Regions from separate parts of the Mus musculus genome. Here region 2 is linked to region 1. Evidence: chromatin contacts called from ENCODE Hi-C or POLR2A ChIA-PET data. All regions are on one chromosome and are shown on one strand. Each heading gives the region's core, a stretch centred on a gene start or an enhancer-like site at or near the end of the contact. The rest is flanking DNA. Distances are from core to core; before and after follow the strand shown.

The links. A loop is a pair of places that touch in the nucleus more often than their neighbours do. ChIA-PET counts read pairs that join two places held with the same protein, here RNA polymerase II (POLR2A).
Region 2: a map of v-Abl transformed pro-B cells shows a loop between it and region 1 (2.2-fold over the local background). The contact joins the promoter of Zfp995 here to the promoter of Zfp229 in region 1. A Hi-C loop is called at or near these places in 1 of 37 maps with a recorded cell type or tissue (v-Abl transformed pro-B cells). POLR2A ChIA-PET finds 5 or more read pairs at or near these places in 1 of 5 experiments (Patski).

Annotation. Positions count from the first base shown.
Region 1 is chr17:21,732,202-21,735,221 of GRCm38, reverse strand. Zfp229 (zinc finger protein 229) reads right to left here and starts at 1,498. Exons shown (of 6, transcript NM_001164676.1): 1 at 1,264-1,498.
Region 2 is chr17:21,908,277-21,911,393 of GRCm38, reverse strand. It overlaps Zfp995 (zinc finger protein 995), which reads left to right and starts at 1,468. Exons shown (of 5, transcript NM_001256493.1): 1 at 1,468-1,840.

The DNA of each region.
Region 1 (3,020 bases), core at 249-2,748:
TTGAGAAGGAAATTGAGGATGAGAAAATAATAGATCCAGAAAACTCTTCTCACACACAGTAACCAAAGGCTGTGCTTCTATTGTAATCATTCTAGAATAAGCACTCTGAGACACCACTGCCAGTGAAAGAATAGATGTCACAGATGGACCAAAGGTGGGAGAGCTCTGAAAGGCCTGGTCTCCAGGCCAGTTCCTATATGCATTTTATAGTCTATAAGCACAAGGTGGGGCCAGAAGGAAAGTAAGCAGGACTTCCCTGAAGCATCAAGGCAGTTAGCTTGGAGGTTTTTCAAATGCAGGTTACAGCTGACAGATGTAAGCTTTGCGGGTAAGGTAGGTAAGGGCAAGACTTTTGTTTCCGCCACCTCTCCAGGTCATTCTGTTCCAAGTAGCAAGATGAAGTTGCAGAACACTACAGCAGTGCTTTAAGTAAATCATTCAATAAATCAGTAATTCAGTATCAAATAAATGGTCTTTTCTACCTTATCCCACTTTAATTCTAACATGAAGTCTCTATGCAAAAAGCCCCGTGAAGAGAGTGTAGGCATTCCCTCTTTTCCTGGGACAAGTCCACAGCCACATCACTGGAGATCAACAAATCCTGAAATAAAAAGCAACACTTTGGCCACCTGCCCTTGAGTAAAGTGCAGGTTATGAACCAAGGGCACATTGAATTGGAGACTGTTTTCTGAAGTAAGTAAGCAGCCACAGTTATGCAAAGGTCCTTTCTACTGTGGTGCTTTGTCACTGAACATACTGTAGGGTCTGATATCTTCACACTCAGCATGCATAAGGTGACTTTCTGGACTCTAAGATGTAACATTAAGACCCTCACCTGGAATACAAGATTTTGAGTACTGTATTTACATCATAGAATGTGTGCATCTCAGATGTCAAGTTAGTGATAAAATTCTACAGAGTAAATATTAATGATTACAACTATAACTGTGGAGTTTGTGAAAATATATTTGTGATTCTTCTGTCGATCCTTATGTGACTAATATCTAACAAGTTTTTTAGGTTGACAATCCACCAGCTCTAAATGCTACTCTCTTGAAAAGCTTGGATAATTTAAAGTGTTTTGTTCTTTCCGAACTAACAAAGAGAATTGTGAGATTTTTAAGAGAATATGTTGAAAACCTTACAAGAAAAAAAAAAGTCAGGAATTGTCCAGTTCTTAGGAGCTCATGAGAGCAGAGTCCTAATGAGTAGCCCAGAAACCGATCACACCCTACTCCGCTCCAGCCCCGCAGCGCCTCTGACCTGGGAGGTTCCAGGGCCGCCGGGCTGCGGTTTCCGCCGCCGCGCTGCTGACTCTACCAGGATGCCCCGCGCGGCACCTGCGGCTCTCGGGAGTTTTCACGTCTCCGCAAGACCCTGGGCAGTGTCCTTGGCCCAGATTCTGCACTAGGTGTCCCCGGAAATTTCTGAGGGAAAGGCGAGTTTTGCTGAGGCCCTCTCCCGCTTTTGGGAATATGTTGCCTACTCTGGTCCCACCCACTATTAAGTGTCCTCTCACCGTACCCAATCCCGCCCACCTACTTCCTGTTCCGTTTACTTTCCCAAGGGTCCCAGCTATGTTGTTCTGAAAACTGCAAGTATCCAACGCCCACTGGGCGGCAGACACCTTAAGAAATGTCAATTGCCATGGGAAAGGGTGAAAAGGGGGCAGTGTTCTCTAAGGACGGCAAATTAGAGGCAGACTACAAAACAGTTCTAGAGACTGTTCAATGGCGTGAAAGCCCAAAGAAAGGGTTCAAATATCTGAACGAAACTTAAAAATGACAGAACAAAATGACTGGAGATCAAGAAATCACAAGCAAAGGGTGGAGAGAAAAATGAGGACTAAATAGATGAATCCAATAAGGCCAGGTGTTAAGGAAAACTTAATATGAAGTAACGGGGAAAAAGGAAATTCACTGGGCAGTAGTGTTGCAAGCCTGTAAAATCTCAGCACTCAGAAGGCAGAGCCAGGCCTGAGTTCAAGGCCAGCCTGGCCTACAGAGTGAGTTCCAGCACAGCCAGGGCTACATAACGAGATCCAGTCTTGAAAAAAAAAAAAAAAAGTAGAAGCTCTCAGTAAACATAGGCTATATTTCTTGGTAATCTGTTCCTGGCATTTTTGACTTCCTTAATTTTCCTGGTAAACGTTGTGCATGTCCCTTTGCGTGTGTCTATGTGTGTATGTGTTGTTGTTGTTTCTTCAGAGCAATATGTCTTCAGTGTTTATGTCACAGGTCGCGTGGAGTATCAACATCCTGAATCTTTGATGCTTTGATCTTGGGATTCTTTGTTTAAAGGCTTTCTGACAGCACATTGGCAGGCATCAATTTCTTTACAGACATTGAAAGGAATTCGACCCTCCCACCCTTTACTTGACATCAGGCACATACTGCTTTGGGTAAAGACACTGTTCTTCATGGGAAAACCTTGTCATTCCCATTACTGACTGGGACAACAAAACCCTTTTGCTCTTTAAGCAGAACATAAACAAATACTTCCGTGGCCAAGTGCCTCTCGTAGAAACTACAAAGTTAAGTTCTTCAGCCACTTAAGTGGCTAAATTTTATGAACACAGCATCAACACACATAAAATAGGACTCTAATTACAATGCTGCCTACTTGTGTTGGACTGATCAAATCTAAAATAGAACAAACATACAATTTGTGTTAAAAAAAATCAAGTAAAATATTTGGGGGTTATATCCCCCAGGGAAAAAGATTCCCAAGGAAGCCATCCCACTGAGTTACCAATTTCACAAAATAAGCCAAGTAATTATCCTTTGCTTCTCACATGCTGAAATAATAAAATATGAGTGCTTCAAATTAGAGGCAAGATATTTTTCCATTTAGCTTCAATGTTATACTAAAAATACTGTTTTACTTATTAAAAACAAATATGTACAGTTTTTAAACTTTAAAAACTATAGCCCATGTATTTTAGTCAAAATATAGATCAACAAACTGAAGAGATATCATTAAAGAAAAACAACAAAAACCAGTAACCCTAGATTACATTA
Region 2 (3,117 bases), core at 219-2,718, 180 kb before region 1:
GTCTTCGATAATGGCCATGTTGGCTGGCTAATTGGAGTTCAAAGCAACCAAAATAAAACATGGCAAAATATAGTGGGATTAATAGTTGGGAGATAGACATACTAATAGCATAGATGATATATACATTCCTAGTACTAGGGCTGATAAAGGCATATTATGAAGATTGTGTATGTCTTTTACCTTGAAAGTGAATAATCAAAACCTGGGTAGAAACAACAGTTGAGATTATATGTTTTCCACACCACATTGCAAGCAAGTATAAGACATCTATGATAAAAGAATCAAGTTTTTGAAGACAGAAATTAAAGAATATACTAGAATGTGGAAAGATCTCCCAAGCTTGTGGATGAGGAGGATTCACATAGTAAAACTGGCCATCCTACCAAAAGAAAAATATATATTCAATGCATTCCTTACCCAAATACCAGCTTCTGTGTTATAGACCAGAGTGATAAAATGATGTGTCAGACACAAATGCCCTTTCCCTTGAGAATTCAAGTATTATTACGTCCATTTTCCTTACCGTTCTGATTCTGACCACGATTCCCGTCTGCATGGAATTTTAAGTACTATAAACTCACGTCAGAAGGCATTTTATTTTTCCTGGCTATCAAAATTCTGTTGTGCTATCACTGTATTTTTGCTTACATGAACTGGGGCTGACGCTGATGTTTTCATTCATGTTATGGTTGTCAGACTATTTGTAGGAAAATATTTGTGCAAACTATTTGCATTATCTATTTTCTTTGCTATTGTGGCCATGACAAATCTCTTGGAGTTTAACTTTATCAGTGCTTTCCAACTGCCCTGTTGTACACCTTGTTGTTTCCACAGAGTGACCGTTGTCCCTGGAGCTCCCCAGAGAGCTTGCAGAGCACCCTCCCACCATTCTCTGTTCCATCTGTCTTTATCCACATTTTCATCTCAGTGGTCCCTCTTATACTTCATGTATGCTTTGATACATGCTTTGGAAGGAAGCCAAATTTTGGGACTCATTTTTAGTTTTGTGTGTTGGGGTGCAACATAGAAATTGGAATTTATCTCTTAAAGTCTTGTCTCTCTGGCCTCTTCCTCCCTTGTTCCTTCCTCTGCCCTCCATTCCTTTCCACCCTCTCTCCAGGAGGGCAAGGCCAGTCTCCACTTACCTACTCTCTCCTTCTCTCTGTCTTTCTTTGCCTCCATTACTCTCTTAAAGCCCCACCCCATGCCCTAAATAAACTCTACTCTACACAAAAAAAAAAAAAAAAAAAAAAGAATTTAGGGTCTAGGTTATATTTTGCTGTGCGATTGTAGCCTAGGAGGCTAGTGTCCAAAGGTAAGAAGTTAGGCTGCCTCTCTATTATCTGAGGGTTTCAGAACTCACTCTCAGATGTCAAGAGTTCAGCTTCCTATGGAACCAGTTTTTTTCTAGTCTGTCAGCAAGCAGTAGGGAGGTTGTGCAGAGCAGGTCCGCAGGTGGAGCTGTGTGGCAGGAAGCTGATGACTGAGCAGGAGGGAATGGAATCCCCGGGGCAGGGATAAAGGCAAGACCAGGACATTGACCAGAACAGGAAAAAAGCAGTAGTAATTAAGGAGGGGAAAGCTCTTGCTCTCAAACTGATTTGGGGGACCACGTGACCATAACCACGGTTTATTGGGCGGGTCTAGGAGAGCAGCTCCTAAGATCCAGGCCTGAGTGACAGGAACTTCCACCGATCGTCTTTCTACCTTCCGGTTTCCGCATCCTTGCCCTTTCTGGACCCGGAAAAGTCTCCACAGACGCGGTTTTGTGACTGTGGACCTGGGAGAGTCAGCAGCGCAGCGGCGGGCACCGCAGCCCGGCGGCCCCGGAAGGTCCCAGGTCAGAGGAGCTGCGGGGCTGGGAAACGGGAGGGAGCGGAGCAGGGGGATGTTTTCCGCAGCTGCTTTTATGGATGCCGCTCTCACAGTTCTGTTGTAGATATCTTACCACTGACCAGAAGTTTGAGATCCTGTGACCTGGGATTTATCGTGATTTTTTAAAATTTATCTTACAGTTACAGGAATATTCAGTCATAAAATCACTGTTAAACCAGAACACCCTACCCGCCCCAACCCAAGCTCCCTGGGACTAAACCACCAACCAAAGAGTAGACATGCAGGGACCCATGGCTCCAGATGCACTTGTAGCAGAGAATGGCCCTATTGGTCATCACTGGGAGGGGAGCCCCTTGGTCCTGTGCAGGCTCAATGACCCAGGGTAGGGGAATGCTAGGGCGATGAGGTAGAAGTGAGTGTGTAGGTGGGGCAGCACACTCTTAGAGGCAGGGGTAGGGGATAGTGGGTTTGTGGAGGAGAAACTGAGAAAGGGGATAACATTTGAAATGTAAAAATATACCCAATAAAAAAATGGAAAAAAAAAACTTGTAAAAGGGCAGTTGCACCATCTATTTCCTAATGTGCCAATTACAAAGATAGTGGAAAGTGAATTTGTTCTTGCTTTCTTGCTTTGTTTTACTAATTGCTTATTCAAGAGAATGCCTTTGGCCCGGTTAATAGGCATCCCCAGAGAGCTTTGTATATACTATTATATGAGGAACCAGTGCAGATTTATTGAACCAAAAAATATACTTTATCGAGCCCTACTGTTATGGGTGTAAACACTAATATTTACTAAGCAGACATTTTAGTGGCCATGAACTTTTTAATCAGAGTTGTATGCAGTTTAGGATGTAAGTAAAACATTCAGAACTATGTCTTCATATGCTGAGTTCTTATGTTACTCCTTGGGTCCAGGCAAGCCCAATATTGGAGTCTCTTCGACACACTATACATTAAAATAAAGTTTTAGAAAACATCTTTTGAATAATTATGATCACTCCCCTGTATCAGAAAATTGTCTCTTTGGTTGAAGGAAAGCACTCTGCCCTCACATAGGTGGCCAAGCTGTTGTTTTTTACTCTAGGGTTTGTTATCATTCAGTGCTGTGTCAGTGGACTTCTTGTAGGAGAAATGGGAATTCCTAGACCCTGCAAACAGGGCTTTTGGCAGAGATCTCTTTTGGACAGTGCAGCAGTCTGGTTTCTGTGAGTGACAATAATTTTCTTGAAGTCTCTCTAGCTCCTCCTCAGGGTTCAAGGGAGAATGAATGTGCATGTG